Regions from separate parts of the Homo sapiens genome. Here region 2 is linked to region 1. A link is an interaction called in ENCODE POLR2A ChIA-PET data of the cell type or tissue named here. Cell type or tissue: OCI-LY7. All regions are shown on one strand.

Region 1 (5,000 bases):
AGAGAGAGGAGGCCCGGCCCTGAAACTCTGGGGAAGCCCCGGACGGTGGAGAAAACTGATCTGAGTCTAGAACTGGTTCAGGCAGAAGAATGGAAGCCAGATAGGAGACCGGGCTACGCAGCCGAGGAACAGGGTCAGCACTTCCCAAAGGCACAGACGCTCTCTGGTGCTGCTGGAACAGAGCAGAGCCAACCATGGGTACCTCGTGGATACACAAGTGGGGAGCTCTACATGTTTCTAGTAGCCACAGGATGACAGACAGACGTGAAAGTGCAGGCCCAATTACCAACGATTTAAGATGGGCAAGATAGCTTGAGCACTGTCTTCCCTTGAGGCTCTTTGCTGGCTTATCATAACCTCAGGGGTTCACTCTCAGCCTCTCTTCCTCTAACACTGGTTTTTTCTTCATCCTTTTTCCATGAGGACTTGCGTGCTGTCCGCCACATGGGGCAGAGCCAGCAGCGGTGTGTTCTCCATCACACTGTCCTCCAGCTCCCTCCAGTTCCACCCTTCCCAGGCCTGACCTGGCAGGGTCTTCCTCTGGATGGAGAAGCTGTTGACAGTCTCATTTCTCAAAATATGCGAGATATGCTCTAAGAAACGGATAGGCCAGGCGCGGTGGCTCACGCCTGTAATCCCAGCACTTTGGGAAGCCAAGGTGGGCAGATCACTTGAGGTCAGGAGTTTGAGACCAGCCTGACCAACACGGTGAAACCCCATCTCTACTAAAAATACAAAAATCAGCCAGGCGTAGTGGCCCACACCTGTAATCCCAGCTACTCAGGAGTCTCTGAGACACGAGAATCGCTTGAACCCGGGAGGCGGAGGTTGCAGTGAGCTGAGGTCATGCCACTGCACTTTAGCCTGGGTGACAGAGCAAGACTCCATCTCAAAATAAATAAATAAATAAATAAATAAATAAATAAATAAATAAATAAATAGATGAGAGGAAGTCAGGAAGAGAGAGAGAAAAGGACAGGACAGGATAGCCCTGAAGCTCAGCTCAGCTGTCTCTCTCTCTGCCTCTGTACAGAGTTTGTTGATAGGGTGTCAGACCCTGGTCATTCCCTAAGAAACTTGGAGGGAGGAGAAACAGCCTCAGTTTCCTGCCCTGGAAATATGAGGACAAAAGGCACTATTCAGTGGGTATCAAGGTGCCTGTGTGGCCACCTCTTTGGAGACCCCAGGAAATGGAGCTCTAAGCAACCAGAAAGAAAAAGGAGCATGATTATTTGTGTAAGTGAATGCTTTTCAGCTCCCAAAGCGAATGGATCTTGGTGCATAACAACGAGCACACAGCTTGGTGGGAGCATGCTCCCCACAGCCCCATGGTGACAGCTGCAGACAGGCTGCCATCCACGGGCAAGGGGCCCCCAGGGTACGCTTCTAACTCACTGCTCACCAAGGAGGCGCTTGGAGCCTGGAGCCCTGCAGCTCGCACACCTGCCTCATCCCTTTCCGCTGCTCCAGGTCCCAGGCTCAGCCAGAGCAAAGGCTGTGGAAGGGGGTGTTCCAAGCACCATCAGTGTTTCCCCACCATCACCCAGACCCAAGTGCAGGGACTGACCTTCCCGGTTTGCCAAGTACTGTCCCAGTTTTAGCACTGAAAGTCCCACATCTCAGGAAACCCTTCAGTCCTGCGTAAGCAAGGACAACTGGTGACCCCAGATCGAAGCTGTGCAATTAGGAAGGGGACTCTTCTCAGCCCCTGGCCAGTGCTTAGCTGCTTTGGAGATGAGACTCGTCTCCTGAATCTGAGAAGTACAGTCATTTGCTGCAGGAATCAACTCGTCCCCTAGATATCGGTTCCCTTATTCAACAACTGTGGCCTGCTATAGGAGTCAATTTCTTGTTACCTTTGGTCAGGGGAATAAGACTTACTTTTGAGTTTTTCATGGTTTTCCCCAGTCTTCCCCGCCCGCCCCACCAAGCTTCCCCTCTCTAAGTGCAACAGAAGCCTCCTCTTAGAGGGAAGGCTTCCCTGGTCTCTATCTCACTGCTCTTTTCCCAGAGGAGTGAGCTTTAGAATCACAAAAGGGCTTGCACCCAGGGCTCTTCCTGGTCCTGCCCCCAGTTCTCTGAAGTCAGCCCCCTCCTCCCATCTCAGCCCCTGAGAGAGGGTGGTCAGAGGTCAGGACTTCTTGCTCCTTCATCTGAAAACTTGTGACCATGCCAGTTGCACCCTCCTGTGCCCTCTTCCCTTGGCTAACTCACAGCAACGGCCTTTGAGGGTCCACACGGGGGTCAGAAGAGGGCTGAACATGGAGGGGGCCCTTTCCAAAGTCCTTGTTTGAGGCCCCAGCATTTCTATGTATGCACCTGCTCTAAGGTGTTTCCAAAAATTAATGGGCAACACCCCCAGGTGCACAGTCAGGCTCCCTTTGGTGTGTCCCGGAGGCCAGCCTCCCTGGAGCTCCATGGCTTCTCACCGGCACCTGTGTGAGGACGACATCCCGCCTTTGTCCCCTGAGCCCACACCTGCTCCCCAGAGTCACTGTTGAGTGCCTGTGAGCAGCTTCTCAGTGCACATCCCATCAGTAACAGGCGCAACAGCCTCAACAGCTCAGTGGGTTCCCAGCGATCCACAATTTCTTCACGATAGCTTCCTTTTCTGTAGAAAGCAGAACCCAGAACACTCCCCTGGGAGATTCTGCTGCTAGTCAGGAAGTAAAATGTGTTCCCATTTCTCGTTCTCATAGTTTGCTCAGCAGGAAATCACCTCCAGTCAGAGCAGTGATAAATCAGAACACAAACAAGCAAAGGCAGCACTTGCCTACTTTGGGTCACAACACAGGAGCTTCCCCTGCCCATGAGTTGAGTGGGCCTTTCTTCTAGCTACTGGCCTTGGCTTCCCCAGTACTCGCAAGTGTCCAAGTTCCCTCTGACTTGCACCACAGCCACCACGTGTTCCTTCCACTGTGAGTTAGGAGAGGCTTCCAGGGAGAGGACTTCATGTGGCTGGGAAGGACACTGTGTTAACCGGGATGTCGGGCCCCCTGAGCTCAGATTCTGTCCTTGTTTGTGGCTGTGTTGCTGTGCCTGGGAAAGTGTCTCACACATGAGTTTGGTAGATGGAGCCTCTTGAGCTTTCACCCTCAAGTAGCACAAGTGGTTCCTGAGGAGGAGGTGTGATCGCCTTCCTGAGCGGTCATGCAAATGCTGGGTCGGAGCAGAATTGCTGGAGTCAGAGGAGAGGCTGCGGGGTGGGGATGGGAGGAACCGGGAAAGGAGGCCTGTTGACTGGGGAGGTGGGAAGGGGCTGTGGAGAGCAGGCTCATCTGATGAGGATGAGGGGTTGATACTGAGGTGCCATGTAAGTTCTCACTTCATTTCTCCCACAAATCCTCCAGTGCCATGCCCCTTGCTCACAGATGCTCTGATGTGAACAGGTTTTATAGTGGAAAAGGTCCCAGGCCAGAACTGAGGCTGTCTTTGAGGACAACGTATGATGAACACAGTACTGTTTCCTCTTCCTTTTTTTCACTTGAGGTGAAATTCACTTAACATAAAATTAACCATTTCAAAATGAACAGTTTGCTAGGCTGGGCACAGTGGCTTATGCCCATAATCCCAGCACTTTGGGAGGCCAAAGTGAGAGGACTGCTTGAAGCGAAGAGTTCAAGACCAGCCTGGGCAATATAGTGAGACTCCCCATCTCTACAGAATAAAACAAAACTAAAAAATTAGCCAGGCCTGGAGGCATTGCTACTCCCAGCAATGTCCAGCTACTCCTAGCTACTCCCAGCTACTCCCAAGTAGTCTCAGCTACTTGGGAGGCTGAGGGGAAGGACTGCTTGAGCCCAAGAGGTTGAGGCAGCAGTGAGCCATGACCGCACCACTGCACTCCAGCCTGGGTGACAGAGCGAGACTCTGTCTCTAAAACAAAACAAGACAAAACAATTTGGTGCCATTCAGTAAATTTGCAATGTTACATGTCTCTATCTAGTTCAGAAACATTTGTATCACCCCAAAGAAAGACCCAGAGCCATTAAGCAGCCATGCTCCCATGTCTTCTCCCCTGGACATGTGTCTTCCCTGCTCTGTCCCTGGCTCTAGGCCCAGTGACCTGGGGAAGAACGCAGGGGACACGCTGCCTCAGGAGGACCTGCCGCTGACGAAGCCCGAGATGTTTGAGAACCCCCTGTATGGGTCCCTGAGTTCCTTCCCTAAGCCTGCTCCCAGGAAGGACCAGGAATCCCCCAAAATGCCGCGGAAGGAACCCCCGCCCTGCCCGGAACCCGGCATCTTGTCGCCCAGCATCGTGCTCACCAAAGCCCAGGAGGCTGATCGCGGCGAGGGGCCCGGCAAGCAGGTGCCCGCGCCCCGGCTGCGCTCCTTCACGTGCTCATCCTCTGCCGAGGGCAGGGCGGCCGGCGGGGACAAGAGCCAAGGGAAGCCCAAGACCCCGGTCAGCTCCCAGGCCCCGGTGCCGGCCAAGAGGCCCATCAAGCCTTCCAGATCGGAAATCAACCAGCAGACCCCGCCCACCCCGACGCCGCGGCCGCCGCTGCCAGTCAAGAGCCCGGCGGTGCTGCACCTCCAGCACTCCAAGGGCCGCGACTACCGCGACAACACCGAGCTCCCGCATCACGGCAAGCACCGGCCGGAGGAGGGGCCACCAGGGCCTCTAGGCAGGACTGCCATGCAGGTGCGCTGCGCCACACGTGGGTTCGTGTGCATTTGTGTGTGTGTGCATGCGTGAGTGCGTATGTGTGTACCTATGCATATGTGTGTGCATGTGTGTGTGCACGCATGCATATGTGCGTGCATGTGTGAACGCATGCATGTGCACACATGCGAGTGATGGTCCTGGGAACTGCTCCATGAGAAGGGAGAGTCAGGATTTGAACCCAGGTCTGCCTGTCCCACACATCCCTGACCCTGCATTGCCTCTGCAGCAGTTGTTAAAAGGAAGAAAGGCGGGGCTGTGGATAAACTTAGTCTAGTGTCAGTCCCAGAGGAAGAAGATTCCATAAAGAAAAGGAGCCTAAATCATTTAT
Region 2 (5,000 bases), 54 kb after region 1:
ACCTGCCTGAGGGACCAGGACAGGAGACCGGGATGAGAAGCTAACAAGAGGCAGGAGAGTGAGACAGGCTTTGCATGTTAAGATCTTCTGTTTAGGCAGAGGGATTGACATTTAGGGAGATCATTTCTATTATAGTTTGTGAAACACCTTCATTCCACTCATTCCAGCCTTCCCAGGCCAGTCAAGCTCTGACCCTCCATCAGCCTGGAGTCTATTCTCTGTTCAGTCCGTGCCTTTGAGTCTGAAGAGAAAGGTGGAAAGAAGCCGTAGGGGGAGGGAAAGGCTTCCCTCCATCTCCAGCCTTCTCTTCAGGGAGGAACCTTTGGGAAGGACTCCTTTTGAACGCCTGTGTTTTTTGAAAGAACCTAAAATTATCACAGGGCACTAAGCTTTGGTTTAACATCTGAAGGTCTTACTAGAGCCCTTTGACACTGGTGGATTTTAAACCATAATTTCCCAGGTTGAAACCAATGTCCAGTTTGGCTAATTCGTTTGACCAATAGATGAGAGTGTTTCTACCCAGGAGTTCTCTTTTCAGGTATCAAAAAGTGGGACTCAAAACTCTTTAAAAGGAGAAACAAGCTCTTTTAACAGGAATAGTCACTAGCATAAACCCTGTCTTGTTCTGCTTGGTACCTGCAGAACAGGTACCCACATCTGATCTTACTGGTGCCTGTGTACCTATTACTCTTATTTTTTATTTCATTTCATTTGTTTATTTATTTATTTATTTATTTAGAGACAGTCTCACTCTGTCGCCCAGGCTGGAGTGCAGTGGCGCGATCTCAGCTCACTGCAACCTCTGCCTCCCGAGTTCAAGCGATTCTTGTGCCTCAGTCTCCCTAGTAGCTGGGACTGTGGGCAAGTGCCACCGTGCCTGGCTAATTTTTGTATTTTTAGTAGTTTCGCCGTGTTGGCCAGGCTGTTCTCGAACTCCTGACCTCAGGTAGTTTGCCTTCCTTGGCCTTCCAAAGTGCTGCGATTACAGGCGTGAGCCACAGTAATAGGCCTGTGTGCCTATTACACTTAACTACGTGTTCTTTCTAATCTTGTGTTTTGAATTTCTGTACTCTGTCTCCTGTCAAATTTATTATGTTTGGAAAGAGAACTCATTTCCTCTCTAAGCTCTCCCCTCTTGTGTTCTCTCACACGTTAGCATCCTCCGCCCAGTTGCTTGAGCGAGGAGCCTCAGAATAATCCTTGACTTTTTACCAATACAGATCTGTTAGCGTAACGGCCTGCTTTTATAATCTTTTATTTAATCATTGCCAGTAAGAAGTCTAAATTTCTGATCCTGCTTTTTCCTGTGTTGGCTCCAACCTTTATTTCCAGCCACTTACCAAAAGACTCTGTTATTCCTTCTGCATGGCCCATCATCTTCTTTTAAGACTTAACTCATATATCACCTCCTGTGACACCATTCATAAAAATGAGTACAGAGTGTATTCTCTGTACCTTTTTATACTTGACTGAATTAAATGTTAACTCCATGTTGGAGACTGTCATTTGTATTTCTAGTTCCCTGACCTAAAAAGTAATTAGATATGTCAACTTATGGTAAAGTTCTCCTGTCTTACTTAAAGGTACATAGCATTTCACTTTGCCATTGTGTTTAGTGTGTTTTTCTTTTTTCCTCCCAAGGTAGAAACAAATAACTTCTGGGGTAGAAAGCATTTTCAGCTCCCTTTAATAGGGAAGACATTCTTGCAGGTGATTCTGTAGGTTACTGTGGCTGAGGAATGTATGTTCCTGTATTGCATCCTTCAATACATGACAAGGTAGGTACCTAGCAAGTGTACATACGTTGTAATAAATAACTTAGTTTCTGACTTTTTTATTTTAATAGATAACAAATTGCTGGAAAAGTCAGATCTTCATTCAGTGTTGGCCCAGAAACTACAGGCTGAAAAGCATGACGTACCAAACAGGCACGAGATAAGGTATTTTGAAACTAACTTGTATTATTTATGTCTCCTCTAAGGAAATTTATCTCAGTTCAGTTGTCACTTCTCTAATTTAAAAGCAAATCAAGTACTATTTCTGTGTTCCAGTTTTTGTCAGCTCCTTTCAAATAAGAACTAAAACCATGTAATTACAATTGTTTTTTAGAAGGTATGTCATACCTAGAAAGGTTATTATCAGTACAGTGCTCTGAGCTTGAGAAATTTCTTAAGGCAGGTTCACGTGGTAACCCTAGGTCAGTTTCTCATCTAACCTGCCAGGATTCATGTTTTTTTGTTTCTTTGTTTTTAAATAATCACAGACAAGTATTTCTGAGCGGGTTTGTGTAGATCCTGTTAATGTAGGATTGATTGGCACATACGTAAAAATTGCTTTCCTGCAGTATGGGTCTATTTGATCCTTTTTAGGTTGGTGTTTTTTTCAACATACAAATGGTCCCCAACTTGCAGTGGTTCGACTTATAATTTTTCTTTTTCTTTTTTTTTTTTTTCTTTTTTGAGACAGTCTCACTCTGTCACCCAGGCCGGAGTACAGTGGCACGATCTCAGCTCACTGCAACCTGCAACCTCTACCTCCTGGGTTCAAGCAATTCTCCTGCCTCAGCCTCCCAAATAGCTGGGTCTACAGGAACCCACCACCACACCTGGCTAGTTTTTGTATTTTTAGTAGAGGCAGGGTTTCACCATGTTGGCCAGGCTGGTCTCGAACTCTTGACCTCAAATGATCCACCTACCTCAGCTTCCGAAAGTGTTGGGATTACAGGCGTGAGCCACCGCACTGGCCAGCTTACAATTTTTTTTGTTTTGTTTTGTTTTGTTTTGTTTTGTTTTGAGATGGGGTCTCGCTCTGTCGCCCAGGCTAGAGTGCAGTGGCGCGTTCTGGGCTCAGTGCAAGCTCCGCCTCCTGGGTTCAAGCCATTCTCCTGCCTCAGCCTCCCGAGTAGCTGGGACCACAGGCACCCGCCACCACGCTTGGCTAATTTTTTGTATTTCTGGTAGAGACGGGGTTTCACCGTGTTAGCCAGGATGGTCTTGATATCCTGACCTCGTGATCCGCCCGCCTCGGCCTCCCAGAGAGGTGGGATTACAGGCTTGAGCCACCGCGCCCAGCCCAGCTTACAATTTTTAACCTTTATAATGGTGCAGAAGCGATACACTTTCAGTAGGACTGTGCTTTGAGTATCCATCCAACCAGTCTGTTTTTCCCCTTCAGTTTAGTATTCAATAAATTGCATGAGATATTCAACAACTTATTATAAAATAGGCTTTGTGTTAGATGATTTTGCCCAACTGTAGGCTAATGTAAGTGTAACCTATGATACTCAGTAGGTGAGATGTATTGAATGTATTTTCAACCTACTATATATTTTCAACTTCTGATGGGTTTAAAGAGACATAGCCTCAGTAAGTAGAGGAACATCAGTATTAGTAGATTGTGAAATCAAATTAGCAGATTGCAGTAAGCTCTTATTTTTCTTTAAGAACTAGATTAGAAAAATATCAGTGTGTGCTGGGCTTGGTGGCTCACACCTGTAATCCCAGCACTTTGGGAGGCCAAGGCGGGTGGATCACAGGGTCAGGAGTTCAAGACCAGCCTGGCCCTGATGGTGAAACCCCATCTCTACTAAAAATACAAAAATTAGCCGGGCATGGTGGCGGGCGCCTGTAATCCCAGCTACCCGGGAGGTTGAGACAGAATTGCTTGAACCTGGGAGGCGGAAGTTGCAGTGAGCCAAGATTACACCACTGCACTCCAGCCTGGGTGACAGAGCGAGACTCCGTCTCAAAAAAAAAAAAAAAATATCTATATATCTATATATCTATATATCTATATCTATCTCTTGGTGTGTATTGATAGAATATTTCATGAAATACATATTTGTTCATGGCGGGGTATTTGTGTTTACTGGGTCACTGGTGTGCATTTATGTATATTTGAAGTCTTATTATCCTCTTCTGTAATATTCATTGTGTTTGCATGTTAAATTTGGTATGGGGACAGTAGCCATTATTGCTCTGAAATCTCCACACATTTAGCAATTGTAAAAACAAGGTTGGTGATTTATGGTGTCTAGAAATGGTAGCTGTAGCCTGATGTATTTACTCCTAGAGCTGTAGCTGCTCTCATGTCTCCTCATCTGGCACGATGGTCTCCTGATAGAGGACAGAGTGGGAAAGATACCAGAGAACAGATGGCTTGGCAGGGCCTAGCTTCCATCCTTGCTTTGTAACAGTTCAGGAGATCCTGCCTGGCTGTGGCCCTGGGAGGCCTTCTGTAGTACTTAAGATATTAGTTTTAGTATTTTGGTTAATTTTAGGTGTAGATAATGCTGTTTCACCATTTTCGTCTAAATTCATCCAATTGAAAACTAAAAACATTTCTATCTGATTAAACCCTTGATGACTATATTCTTGTATTCTTTATCTGTTAGCCAAACTCATGTGCTTGGAATATGCAGCCGTTCTTTTGGCTAAATTTCACTGGGATAGACTTTTTTGAGGCAGGGTCTCTCTCTGTTGCCCAGGCTGGAGTGCAGTGGCATGATCATGGCTTACTGCGGCCTCAACTTCCAGGGCTCAAGCAATCCTCCTGCCTTAGCCTTCTGAGTAGCTGGGAGACTATAGGTGTGCACCACCATGCCAGTCTAATTTTTTAATTTTTTGTAGAGATAGGGGTCTCACTGTGTTACCCAGGCTGGTCTTTACTCCTGGGCTTAAGTGATCCTCCCTCCTCAACCTTCCATTAGTGTTGGGTTTACAGGCATGAGCCACCACACCCAGGGGGATGGTCATTTAGTTGGAGGTCTTGTTATAAACCAGGTTCATTCAGCCCACACACAGCAAGTTAATCACTGAGATGATGGGTTTTGTGAGAGTTTATTCATAACGTGGCCAAGCAAGGAGGCAGGAGAACAGGTCTCAAATCCACCTCCTTGAAAACAGGGATTGGGGGTACTTAGGCAGTAGAAAGCAGGGTGGTCTAAAGTGTGGGAAGAGGTGATTGGTGGGTAGGAAAGATGAGGTAATTGGGGCTTCCAC

What was found. Peaks named below come from ENCODE experiments on the same cell type or tissue, not always from the same donor. Only the 100,000 strongest peaks of a DNase experiment are listed, where the experiment ranks them.
Region 2: POLR2A ChIA-PET joins it to region 1 with 5 read pairs; 7 of 35 experiments call an interaction of 5 or more read pairs at or near these places.

The regions. Positions count from the first base shown.
Region 1 is chr2:233,200,070-233,205,069 of GRCh38, forward strand. INPP5D (inositol polyphosphate-5-phosphatase D) reads left to right here. Exons shown (of 27, transcript NM_001017915.3): 26 at 4,057-4,648. Among named protein-coding and RNA genes, the nearest start is that of ATG16L1, 49 kb to the right of the region's middle. In OCI-LY7, no CTCF peak of the experiment used is centred here; a DNase peak (open chromatin) is centred at 2,642.
Region 2 is chr2:233,254,256-233,259,255 of GRCh38, forward strand. It overlaps ATG16L1 (autophagy related 16 like 1), which reads left to right. Exons shown (of 18, transcript NM_030803.7): 2 at 1,847-1,940. Among named protein-coding and RNA genes, the nearest start is that of ATG16L1, 5.1 kb to the left of the region's middle. In OCI-LY7, no CTCF peak of the experiment used is centred here; no DNase peak of the experiment used is centred here.